Linked DNA regions of Homo sapiens: region 1 is linked to region 2. The links are chromatin loops, found by intact Hi-C in ENCODE. Cell type or tissue: A673. All regions are shown on one strand. Each heading gives the region's core, and the rest is flanking DNA. Links, peaks and the distances in the headings are about the cores only.

Region 1 (6,296 bases), core at 743-5,742, 260 kb before region 2:
TTTTGAGCCTCAGTCTCCTTGTGTGTGCATCAGCTGTTCCTTTTTCATGGCTGAGTACTACTCCATTATATGAACATACCACATTTTCTACATTCCTCTTATAACAGGTTTTAACACTTTGATACATCATATAGAGGTAATAATATGTAAATCACTCATTTATTCATTAGGCAAATTTGTCTTTCCAGAGCTTTCTCTATGCAAGGTACTATTGGAGGTGCTAGGAGACTTTGGTGAAAAAAACGAAGCCCCTGCTCTCACAGGGCTTTTCTTCTATAGTAGGAGAGAAAAACAATATAGAAAAAAATTAAAGGAATGATCAAGGCAGTAGTGGGAACTGCAATGAACATAATAAATCTGAGTGAAGGTACCAGGGTGGCTTGTAAGGACGTTGGGTGTTCCATTTTTTTTTTTTTTTTTTGAGACAGGGTCTCATTGTCACCCAAGTTGGAGTGCAGTGTTGCCGTCTCAGCATTGCAGCATCAACCTCCTACCTCAGCCTCCTGAGTAACTGGGACTACAGGCACCACGCCCAGCTAATTGTTATTTTTGTAAAGACAGGGTCTCACTATGCTGCCTGGGGTGGTCTCAGGTCTTCTTTAGAAGTCACGCAGGCCCACGTGAGGGACCTGGAAGTGAACCGGGGTCGTGCAAACAGTGGTACTTGAACAGTTTCACAGCTGATGAAACTCCTTGGCATTGACTCATTCATCATTACCCTCTCTTCATTTTTTAGATGAGAAAACTAAGGCATAGAAAGATTAGCAACTTGTCCCAGGACAAGTGTCAAGTCCAGGTCCTGAACCCAGGCAACATAGTGCTGTGGTTACCACACATGCTTTGGAATCAGACAGAGCCAAGTTCGAAGTCCTCTTTCACCTGGATGTCCTTGGGCATGTCACACTCTGAGTCTCAGTTTTCTCATGCATCACATGAAGGGGATACCGTCTAACTCAAAGGGTTGTTAAAAGTGAAAGATAATCTTAGGTAAAGAATTTAGCGCGCTGTCCACCGCCGCTGCCTGAGCCGACTCCGCGCCGACTGCCGCGATGGAGGCCGCCGTCCAATTCTTGGTCCAGAGCCAGGACGTGGTCTTTGGCCTCGAGGCCATCGAGGCTCAGTACAAGTACCAGACAACGCGCGTCAGAAGCAAGGGCGGCGTCCTCGAGGTGCACCTCAAGTCCACGCACTTCACCTTCCGGACCGCCCGGCCCGCATGTGCCCAGGCTACGGGTCATGCTTGTCGCCTGCGGTGGTAACAACGGATCCACGCTCACCGCCGCGGTGCTGGCCAACCTACTGCGTCTGTCCTGGCCCACGCGCAGGGGTCGCAAGGGGGCCAACTACTACGGTTCACTGTCTCAGGTGGGCACCGTGAGCCCGGTCTTGGACGCCAAGGGCCAGGAGGTGTTCGCGCCCTTCCGCGGCTGCTGCCCATGGTGGCGCCCAACGACCTCGTGTTCGATGGCTGGGACATCTTGTCGCCGAACCTGGCCGAGGCGATGCGGCTCGCGAAGGTGCTGATTGAGGGCTGCAGGAGCAACTGTGGCCGCACATGGAGGCCCTGCAGCCCCGGCCTTTGGTATACATCCCACAGTTCATCGCGGCCAACCAGAACGCGCGCGCGGACAGCCTCATCCCGGGCACGCGCGCGCAGCAGCTAGAGCAGATCCGCCGGGACATCCGATGACTTCCGGTCTAGCGCAGGGCTGGACAAAGTCATAGCGCTGTGAACGGCGAACATGGAGCGCTTCTGTGAGGTGGTCCCAGGTCTCAACAACACGGCCGAGACCCTGCTGCGCACCATCGAGCTTGGTCTGAAGGTGTCGCCCTCCACGCTCTTCGCCGTGGCCAGCATCCTGGAGGGCTGTGCCTTCCTCTGGGTCCCCACAGAACACTCTGGTGCCCGGAGCCCTTGGGCTCGCGTGGCAGCGCCAGGTTTACGTGGGCAGAGATGACTTCAAGTCAGGCCAGACCAAAGTCAAGTCCGTGCTCGTGGACTTCCTCATCGGCTATGGCCTCAAGACCAAGTCGATTGTGAATTATAACCACCTGGGGAACAACGACCGGCAGAACCTGTTGGCGCCATCGCTGTTCCCTCTGAGGCGGTGTCCAAGAGCAACGTAGTGGACGACATGGCGCAAAGACACCCAGTGCTCTACGCGCCTGGCGAGGAGCCTGACCGCTGCGTGGTCATCAAGTACATGCCGTACGCGGGTGACCCCAAGCGTGCGCTGGATGAGTCTACCTTGGAGCTGATGCTGGGCGTAACCAACACGCTGGTACTGCACAACACGTGCGAGGACTCGCTGCTGGCCGCCCCCATCATCCTGGACCTGGCGCTGGTGACCGAGCTGTGCCACTGCGTGAGCTTCTGCACCAATGACAACACCGAGCCACAGACCTTCCACCCCATGCCGTCCCTGCTTAGCATCTCTTCAAGGCGCCGCTGGTGCCGCCGGGCAGCCCGGTGGTCAGTGCGCTTTTCCGCCAGCTCAGCTGCATCGAGAACATCCACAGGGCCTGTGTGGGGCTTCCGCCACAGAACCACGTGGTCCTGGTGCACAAGATGGAGCTCCCAGTGCCTGGCCTCAGGTGAGTCGGACCCGTGGCTGCCGCCTGCCCTGTGTCGAACAAGAAAGGACCGGTACCCGCTGCCACCAATGGCTGTACCAGTGATACCAATGGACACCCACAAGTGGAGGAACCCCAGATGCACACCACCTGAGGCCCTGGTCACACAGCTTCCCGGCCTTTCCTTGCTGCCCCCCAGGACCCAACCTTTCCAGGCCCCCACAAAGACAGTAAAGCCGGTGCCACTCTCAAAAAAAAAAAAAAAAATTAGCTCTTCGCGGTCGGGTGCGGCGGCTCACGCCTGTAATCCCAACACTTTGGGAGGCCGAGGCAGGCAGATCACTTGAGGTCAGGAGTTCGAGACCAGCCTGGCCAACATGATGAAACCCCGTCTCTATTAAAAATACAAAAATTATCTGGGCATGGTGGCGCATGCCTATAATCCCAGCTACTTGGGAGGCTGAGGCAGGAGAATCGCTTGAACCCGGGAGGTGGAGGTTGCAGTGAGCCGAGGTCATGCCATTGCACTCCCGCCTGGGCAACAGAGCAAGACTCTGCCTCAAAAAAGAAAAAAAAATCTTTGTGCTCATGTTCATTAATTCATTCAACTCATGTGAATGTATCATCTACCACTAGGTGGGGAGGATACAACGGAGAATAAGCAGACACAGCCCCATCTCATGCAGCTAATGGCCTATCATTAGAATAAATAAATTTGATAAAAAATGTAGATAAAGCACATGGAATGCCAACTTAACATAGTCTTGGGGAAGTCAGGGAAGGCTTCCTGGAGGAAGGGATGTTTAATCTGAGTTTACCCAGTGAAGGAAATGTGAAGGTGGGAGAGGCTTCTTTGTAGTTGCTTTTGGGTGTGATTTTGGTTTTATAAATCAGATACACTTGCTTGAGAATTGGAAGGCACGTGCATGGTGCCATGAGTAGTATATCATTGCTGGTTTTTCTGGAACACGTTTCATTGTCTGGGCATCAGCTTCTTGGGAGTCGAGAGGCAGGGTGAGGCTCATCTATTTTTTGTTGGATTGGATCTCTCAGGTGTGGTGTGGCTCTAAATCTAATACTCAGAGTTTTAGCAGCTGAAGAGGTGTGTTCCTGAAGCCAGCAGCTTCAGCAGTCCTGCCTTCCTAGTGGTGGCAGCGTCCCTGGTAGGCTGGTCCTGGGGCCTGGTCTAGAGTCCACTGCCCCAGCCCTTCCAGTGATATTTGTAAATTCTTTTTTTTTTTTTGGAAACGGAGTCTCGCTCTGTTGCCCAGGCTGCAGTGCAGTGGTGCAATCTCAGCTCACTGCAATGTCTGCCTCCTCGGTTCAAGAGATTCTCCTGCCTCAGCCTCCTGAGTAGCTGGGACTACAGGTGCCTGCACCATGCCCGGCTAATTTTTGTATTTTTAGTAGTGATGGGGTTTCACCATGTTGACTAGGGTAGTCTGGAACTCCTGGCCTCAAGTGATCTGCTGGCCTTGACCTCCCAAAGTGCTGGGATTACAGGCATAAGCCACCATGCCCACCTGTTTGTAAATTCTTAATTTCCTATTTGAAATCCCTTTCTGCTTAAAATAATTGGAGTGGTTTCGATTTCCTGCTACTGACCCTTCCTTATACTACTGAGGTACAAGTAGATTAATTTATTTAGTTGTTATTTTCTGAGCACCTAGAATGTGCCAGGCACTAGTTTTTGGCTCTGAAAATATAACAATGAACAAGGCAAAGGTCTTGCACTTTTGTCTTATTATCACGGCTGTTATATTCTCTATCAGAGCTGTCCAATACAAGCATAATGTGAGTTACATGTGTGTTGAAAAAATTTTAGTATCTGGCCGGGTGCGGTGGCTCATGCCTGTAATCCCAGCACTTTGGGAGGCCAAGGTGGGCGGATCACCTGAGGTCAGGAGTTCAAGACCAGCCTGGCCAAATGGCGAAACCCTGTCTCTACTAAAAATACAAAAATTAGCCGAGCGTGATGGCAGGTGCTTGTAATCCCAGCTACTCAGGAGGCTGAGGTAGAAGAATTCCTTGAACCCAGGAGGCAGAGGTTGCAGTGAACCGAGATCACACCACTGCACTCCAGCCTGGGCAACAGTGCGAGACTCTGTCTCAAAAAAAAAAAAAATTAGTATCCATATTAAAAGAACAAGTGAAATTAACCTAACACATCCAAAATATTATCATTTCAACATGTGCTTAATATAAATATTAATTAATATTTTATGTACTTTTTTCATGTTAAGTCTTGGAAATTTAGTGTTTAGTTTTTACTTACAGTACATCTCGATTCAATGCAAAATTTTTATTGGAAATACTTCATCTGTATTACATTTCATTACATTTATAGTTGAAAAAGTAGACTCATCACTAAGAGGTTCCAGATATACTTAAATATTTTCCACTAACCAAAAAAATACCAAAAACAATTTTTCCTTAATATTTGCATTCATATTGACAAAACTTGTTCATCCTTTCTAGAAGGATTTGACTTTGGAGCAAAAGTATATCAGTTTCAAAACTATATCTGTTCAAGTTAAGTAAATTCACCAACTCGAGTCAAATCTGAAGCATACTACATAATTGAAAAATAACTCAAAATTTATCAATGATAATCATGTCCTTCACATTTTTTTCTGTCTTTGCAGCTTAACTTACATAACATGTTTCAATTAAATGAAAATAACTTGCCTATTAATTTCATTTAGAAAAAAGTATAAAATCATTGTATTGATTTGTATTTTAAGTTTCAGTTTCAACATTAATTAAATGTCTAGCTATGTAACAAATAAGCTTTTCCTTACCTTGGAGTTTCAAATTTAGCTCATCCATTCATCCATGTGCAGTGTAATTTTTTCTTTCTTTTCTTTTTTTCTTTCATTTTTTTGAGATAGGGTCTTGCTCTGTCTCCCAGGCTGTAGTGCAGTGGAACAACCTGGGCTCACTGCAATCTCCACCTCCCGGGCTCAAGTGATCCTCCCATCTCAGCCTCCTGAGTAGCTGGGATTACAGGCATGCACCACCACACCTGGCTAATTTTTTGTATTTTTGATAGAAACAGGGATTCACTATGTTGCCCCGGCTGGTCTCAAACTCCTGAGCTCCAACCGTCTGCCTCCCTCAGCCTCCCAAAATGTTGGAATTACAGGCATGAGCCACTGCACCCGGCCAGATATGCAGTGTAATTTTGATGAGAGAACATAAATCATGCTGCCATTTTTTGTCTTTTATTATGGGATAATTTGCCAAGCTTCCCTTTGTTTAAAGAAAATCTTGAATTGGAGTTAAAAATACAGTAACCCTTTGTAAAGCTCTTCCGTGACTCAAAGAGCATTGACAAAGACCACAAGATCATTAAATCTGTCATCTCCTATTTGTTTCAACTGTTTCTTAAGCTGAAGACGATTCATAGCATTTGAATGAATACAATGAACAATATTAATCTATGATGCTTTTCACAGAGTCGGCTGCAGAAAACTAAGCACAACTATTTTCAAAATGTATCACCTAATGGGCTAAGCAATAAGGAAAATATTAGTCTCTTATTTGAAAATTCTAATAAATCCAAATTTTTGATTCAGCATAATGGAACTACCATTTGTGGTGAAAGAAACTAATTTTTTTCTTATCTGGCTGGAATTCTTCTTTGACAGTTATAAAAGATTTAAAAATATCCATGCCGCGTGTTAAGTTTCTTTTAGGCTATGAATTGACATTTCTTCATA
Region 2 (6,296 bases), core at 474-5,473:
TGTCCTCATAGAGTTGTTTGAGGGGCATGTGAAAATGGATGAACAATGGCTTTGTAAACTGTGTAGTGTATACACACTGAAAGGACGGTTAGGAAGAATTCTGGTTTTGCAAATTCACAAATGGATGTCACCAAGAGCTGAGTTTTTTTCTGAGACAGGGTCTTGCTCTGTCACCCAGGCTGGAGTGCAATGGTGTGATCACGGCTTGCTGCAGCCTTGACTTGACAGACTCAAGCAATCCTCCTGCTTCAGTCTCCCAAGTAGCTGGGACTACAGGCGAGCACCACCACACCCAGCTAATTTTTGTATTTTTGTAGAGATGGGGTTTCGCCATGTTGCTCAGGCTGGTCCCGAATTCCTGACCTCAAGTGACCCGCCCCCGTCGGCCTCCCAAAGGGCTGGGATTACAGGCATGAGCCACCGTGCCCGGCCAAGAGCTGGTTTTTGTTGCGGTTGCTGTTTACCTGGGAGTCTCCATCCAGGGCGGCTTGGGCGTACATCTGCACAGACAACTCCAGGTCTTGTGACTGGTTTTGGTGGCCATAGTAGTAAAGGTCTCCCATCTTCAAATATGCTGCAGGAAATAAAGCACAGATCCATTTGTCAAGTGGTTTTTTTTATACCAACATTTTAAATTATTGGCGCATTCACATGAATGCAAGTTTTTCCTATTAGTATCTGAATACAGAACATCTTTATGTTTCCCTGATGTGTCAAGAGAGAAACAAGCAAAAAGGCTTTTTGCCCAGAGCATCCCTATTTCTAGACATATTTTTTTTCTTTTTTTTCTAAATTTTTTGCGATAGGGTCTCCGCTGCCTAGGCTGGAATACAGCGGTGAGATCAGGGCTCACTGCAGCCTTGACTTCCTGGGCTCAAGTGATCCTTCCACCTCAGCCTCCCATGTAGCTGGGATTACAGGAGTGTGCCACCACGCCCGGCTAATTTTTGTATTTTTTATAGAGACGGGGTTTCACCATGTTGTCCTGGCTGCTCTCGAACTCCTGGACTCAAGCAATCCTCCCACCTCAGCCTCCCAAGGTGCTGGGATTACAGGTGTGAGCCACCGTGCCTGGACTCTAGACAGTTTCTTATTTGGCCAGGTAGCTCTCCTGAATAGCTAAATCTCAGTCTACAACCTTGCTGCCCAAATCAGCCAAGGTTGTTTTGGGTGTTTTACTTCACATCTGAAATTTTGCTGTTCATCTTTGATGTCTGTTTTTGGTAACTCTTTGCTTTAGCCATGTATTTTATTTTTCCTCTGAAGAAAAACTTGTGTTTAAGAGTATATGTATCGGCTGAGTGCCGTAGCTCACACCTGTAATTCCAGCACTTTTGGAGGCTAAGGTGTGCAGATCACTGCAGGTCAGGAGTTCAAGACCAGCCTGGCTAACATGGTGAAATCCCACCTCTACTAAAAAATACAGAAATTAGCCAGGAATGGTGGTGCGTTCCTGTAATCACATCTACTCAGGAGGCTGAGGCAGGAGAATCGCTTGAACCTGGGAGGCAGAGGTTGCAGTGAGCCGAGATAGCACCATTGCACTCCAGCCTAGGCGACACAGCAAGACTCCATCTCAAAAAAAAAAAAAAAAAGGGTGTATGTATTAGTCAATGTCCAATAAGGAAAACAGAACCCGTTTCAAGTGGTTCAAAAGAGGAATTTCATCATGGGGAAGTAGTTACTAGGATGTTGGGAGAGCTGAAAAGGCAAATGGAAAACAATAGGCAGCCCAGAGATCAGCAGTGAGAAGGCTACTATCATCCCCAGGACTTGGGGACCAGAGGGTGCCTGTGATGTTACCAGAGACCCAGAGCCTGGTGCTGAGATCAAAGAGGGTGGAGCTGCCAGGCAGGGGCTGGAACCATGGAAATGTAGCCACTGCCAGAGACACAGTCCAAAGCAGAGAGACAAAGGTAGAAGTACTTGGACTTCTTCTCCCATCCTGCAATCTTCTGCCAGTGCCTCTTATTGCCTGAAAGGAATCAGAAGCCGGTGGGTAGAGGAGTCCAGGAACTGTAGTTCCTGGAGGCCAGTCCCCCACCATGCAGAGCAGCGTAGAGGAATCCGCACAAATGACTGGCCCAGAGAATTGCTCCATAATAGCGTTCTCTTTTACATTTTCATTGACTCAGAAGAAATGTTGGGGGCCAGGTGCAGTGGCTCACGCCTGTAACCCCAGCACTTTGGGAGGCCAAGGCAGGTGGATCACCTGAGGTCAGGAGTTTGAGACCAGCCTGGCCAACATGGTGAAACCCTATGTCTACTTAAAAAATACAAAAATTAGCTGGGCGTGGTCGTGGGCACCTGAAATCCCAGCTACTCGGGCAGGAGAATCACCTGAACCTGGGAGGTGGAGGTTGCACTGAGCCCAGATCATTCCACTGCACTCCAGCCCGGGGAACAGAGTGAGACTGTCTCCAAAAATAAAAATCAAAAAATAAGAAATGTTGGGTCCAAGCACTCCACGGGACAATGGGTGAGGAGTAGTGCATTGTGTGAGGCTGAGAGCAGAGTTTAGCGATCTTAATAGCAGAGATTTTTCACTTTCTTTTCTAATTATTTAGAAATACCTCACTTCACACAAAGCTGTCAGATGTTCCCTGTTACTAAAGATTAAAAACACCTAATGCTTCAATTTTGCACCGTTTTTCTATACATACCAAAGGAAGGAGCATCGATTTGAAAAACAGAGAAATTATAGTATCTCCAAACACAGTTAACACCCAAGTATCTCCTGGCCAGGTCCTAAGGGGTAAAGGGAAGAAAAAGTTAATTCATTAATATTTCGGCCAAGTGACCAACGTTGCCTCCATAAAACCCAATTCATTATCCTTAACCTCAGAGCTTCTACTCTGAGAAGAATACATTTACTTACTGGCCTCTCCTCACAGATGTGTGCTAAATTTGTCTGTGACACTTCAATTCCAGTTTCTGCTGCTAAAACATAATACAGCAAAGCTTCATGCCTAAAAATAGATGATTAATAATAAATTTCATATAGTGGCTCTTACTAATATTCACAGAGAGCTTTACATTCAAACATAAGAGGGCACAAAATAAGCAGTTTTTTTAAAAAAACCACAAAATCGTGAGTTTTTTTAAAAATAAATATTGTTAAAAATACTGCATGCACTGATTTATTTTCTGTCTTAAAGGCTGAACTCACAGACAAGGCTGGGGAGCTAGTTGATGCAACAGCTACCTCTACTGGCTGAAGGGCATGTCGGATGTTGGCTGGGGAGTTGTCTACTAGCCTTCAGTTCTTGAATCCTTCTTGCATCCTCGCTTAGAGGAGATAAATGGTGTTAAGAAAAACCCCTGTGCTTTGGAGTCCTCTGTTTTATAAAAAGCTTTATAGGGCTTAAGATTCTGAACAAGCTTAATTAAAGCTGAGCTTTTGTTGTGCATTAGAAGTTTGGCAAAGGAAAGGCAGTTCACAAGGGAGTTGATACATCAATGGCCAAAACACGTATGAGAAAAGAAACGTTTGACACCACTAGCAATCAAATAATCCCAAAATGAGTGACCACTTTTCATCTGTTGAAAGATTGGTACAAGATTCATATTTGGAATAATGGCAAAAGCTTGGGGGAATGGACATACTCTACAACTACTGCCAGCTTGAGGGCCAATTAATTCAACGGTTCTGGAAGGACAGGCGGGAGGAGTCTTAAGAATGTACATACCATGTGGCCCTACAGTTCTCCCTTGTGGGGGTTTATTCTAAAGAAACAATCAGAGATATGTGCAAAGATTCTGTTGCCACGGAGTTCATGGTAGAGCTGTGTATATGAATAGCAACAAAAAACTGGAAACAAATGTCTGAAAATCAGAGACTAGTGAAATTAACCCATAGTGCAGCCACTTTCAGATGTGGCCATTAAAATGATGTGTGGCAGGGTATTCAAAAACATAGCAAAATATTTATGCAAAAATTTCCATTCAGTGAAAAAAAAAGCAGAGTATAAAACAATGCATCTTATTTTTGCAAAACAAAAATATAACTGAACACACACATGCACACACATATACATGCAGATACAAATAAGCAGAGAAAAAAAAAACCCTAAAAATTATCACTAAAATGCTAACAATACTTATTTCTGGGTGGTGAGAATGCAGGTAATTTTTATTCTATTCTTTTTACTTATCTGATTTCCTCAATTTTTATACGTTACCTAGCTTAAGAGTAAAACTCTATTTTATCCAGAAGTAGTTTCTTACATCTTATTTTTCATTTTAAGGAGTTGATATTAATAACTCTTTTTTAATTTTAGCTCCACCTAGGAACTGGTTTAGGAAACGGTGGGGAAAGGTTCGGTGAGGGGGAGTAAGGGAAGCAGATTCTGAAATTATCTTTTCTAAACTGCTAAAAGCAGCTTCTGGCAGGCAATCCCTTGGAGACCGAGAGGTGCTGGGGGACAAATTAGGATAGTTAGACCTTCAGTCAGACATGCTGCAGGTCACAGGCCACGTGGCTGCTGAGGGAGCCAATTCGCAGGCTCTGAGATACCTAAGGCAGCTGACCAATTAGCCATGACTCAGGCTAAAGAGGGACAAAGTCAGCTAAGCAGCATCCCTTGCAGAGGCAAGCCAGATAACAAGCCTCCAAGTGCAGCTGCAACAACGTCCCAAAGGATGCTTGGGGATTAGCTAACATAGCCTGCAAAATCTATGTTTGGCTACAAGAATCCTCAGAGCAGACCCAAGGCCCCAGACAGAGGGCATGCAAGGGAGGCCCAGCAGAAAGTCCCCCTCATTCTGACACAAGGTCCTCTTCCTAAGGTCTTAGAATTCTCAAGTTTCTTTAGAGACACTCTGGCCTGCACTGGTGTCTCAGTTTCCACCAGGGATTGATGAGGAAAGGAGACAGTGTAGACCTGCAAACCAAGGTCAAATATTGGACCAGTGCCCTCTAACCGTAACTGGCTGGGATGTGGCTCGTGTTTACTAAAATGTAACAAAATGAGGTTTTTTCTGGCCAGGCGTGTGGTTGCTCATGCCTGTAATCCCAGAACTTTGGGAGGGTGAGGCGGGAAGATCGCTTGAGCTCTGGAGTTCAAGACCAGCCTGGGCAACAGTAGAAACCCTGTCTCTACTAAAACACAAAAAAATTAGCTCGGCATGGTGGTGCATGCCTGTAATCCCAGCCACTCGGGAGGCTGAAGCAGGAGAATCGCTCGAACACGAAAGGTGGAGGTTGCAGTGAGCCGAGACTGTGCAACTGCACTGCAGCCTGGGCGATAGAGCCAGATTCTGTCTCTAAAAAAAAAGAATTTTTTCTTAACTGCAGAAACCAATAGGCTGGTTGTCAGAATGGGTGGGGGAGATGGAGGTTGATACTCTCTGCAAGAACATTCACAATGATAAGCTTTATAAAGATAATATCTTGTGTCTAAAGTGATCTGGTGGTGGGGAAGGAAGGGAGGAACAAGTTTTATAGACTTCTATCGTCCAATCATTGTGTAAACCAGGAGGAAGTGTTACAGAATTCTCAAACATTTCCATTGAGGAAACACTGAAATCCATCAGAAAGAGATGTCTAAAAAGGCATGTGAGATCCATAGAAACACTGAACAGAAATCTACCTCTGGGCCGAGCACAGTGGCTCATGCCTGTAATCCTAGCACTTTGGGAGGCCAAGGCAGGTAGATCACTTGAGGTCAGGAGTTCAAGACCAGCCTGGCCAACATTGTGAAACCCTGTCTCTGCTAAAAATATAAAAATTAGCTGGACTTGGTGGTGGGCGCCTGTAATCCCAGCTACTTGGGAGGCTGAGGCAGGAGAATCATTTGAACCCAGGAGGCGGAGGTTGCAGTGAGCCGAGATTGCACCACTGTACTCCAGCCTGGGCAACAGAGTGAGACTCTGTCTCAAAAAAAAAAAAAAAAAAAGAAAAGAAAAGAAAAGAAAAAAAAGAAAAAAAGAAATCCACCTCTATTTTTCATCTTGCACAATCAATCACCCAATGCGTGTACCACCACCATCCATGTTCACATCTACTGAGCAGTGAGCTCTAGGTGGGGGCTAGCCACTCAAGACCAGATTTCTTTAGCTTATTAAAACTTCTGAGACAATGCCTCTGCAGAAACCCTGTCCACATTTAGCCTTCCAGCACTTTGCTCTTGCTTAACTGTGTTTCAACAGCTTATTAAAACTTCTGAGACAATGCCTCTGCAGAAACCCTGACCATATTTAGCCTTCTAGCACTTTGCTCCTACTTGTGTTTCAACAGACGCTATCTGAAAGTATTAATTCCAGATATTCCTACACTTACATTCATAGAACAAACA

The links. Peaks named below come from ENCODE experiments on the same cell type or tissue, not always from the same donor. Only the 100,000 strongest peaks of a DNase experiment are listed, where the experiment ranks them.
Region 1: it touches region 2 in a loop (2.5-fold over the local background); 3 of 110 quality-filtered maps call a loop at or near these places.

The regions. Positions count from the first base shown.
Region 1 is chr4:25,503,948-25,510,243 of GRCh38, forward strand. It overlaps the pseudogene ISYNA1P1. Among named protein-coding and RNA genes, the nearest start is that of ANAPC4, 130 kb to the left of the region's middle. In A673, for the core only: a CTCF peak has its summit at 3,220; no DNase peak of the experiment used is centred there.
Region 2 is chr4:25,764,862-25,771,157 of GRCh38, forward strand. It overlaps SEL1L3 (SEL1L family member 3), which reads right to left. Exons shown (of 24, transcript NM_015187.5): 18 at 2,879-2,969; 19 at 2,664-2,748; 20 at 465-574. Among named protein-coding and RNA genes, the nearest start is that of SEL1L3, 95 kb to the right of the region's middle. In A673, for the core only: a CTCF peak has its summit at 3,211 (motif pointing left); a DNase peak (open chromatin) is centred at 3,210; H3K27ac peaks cover 721 bases.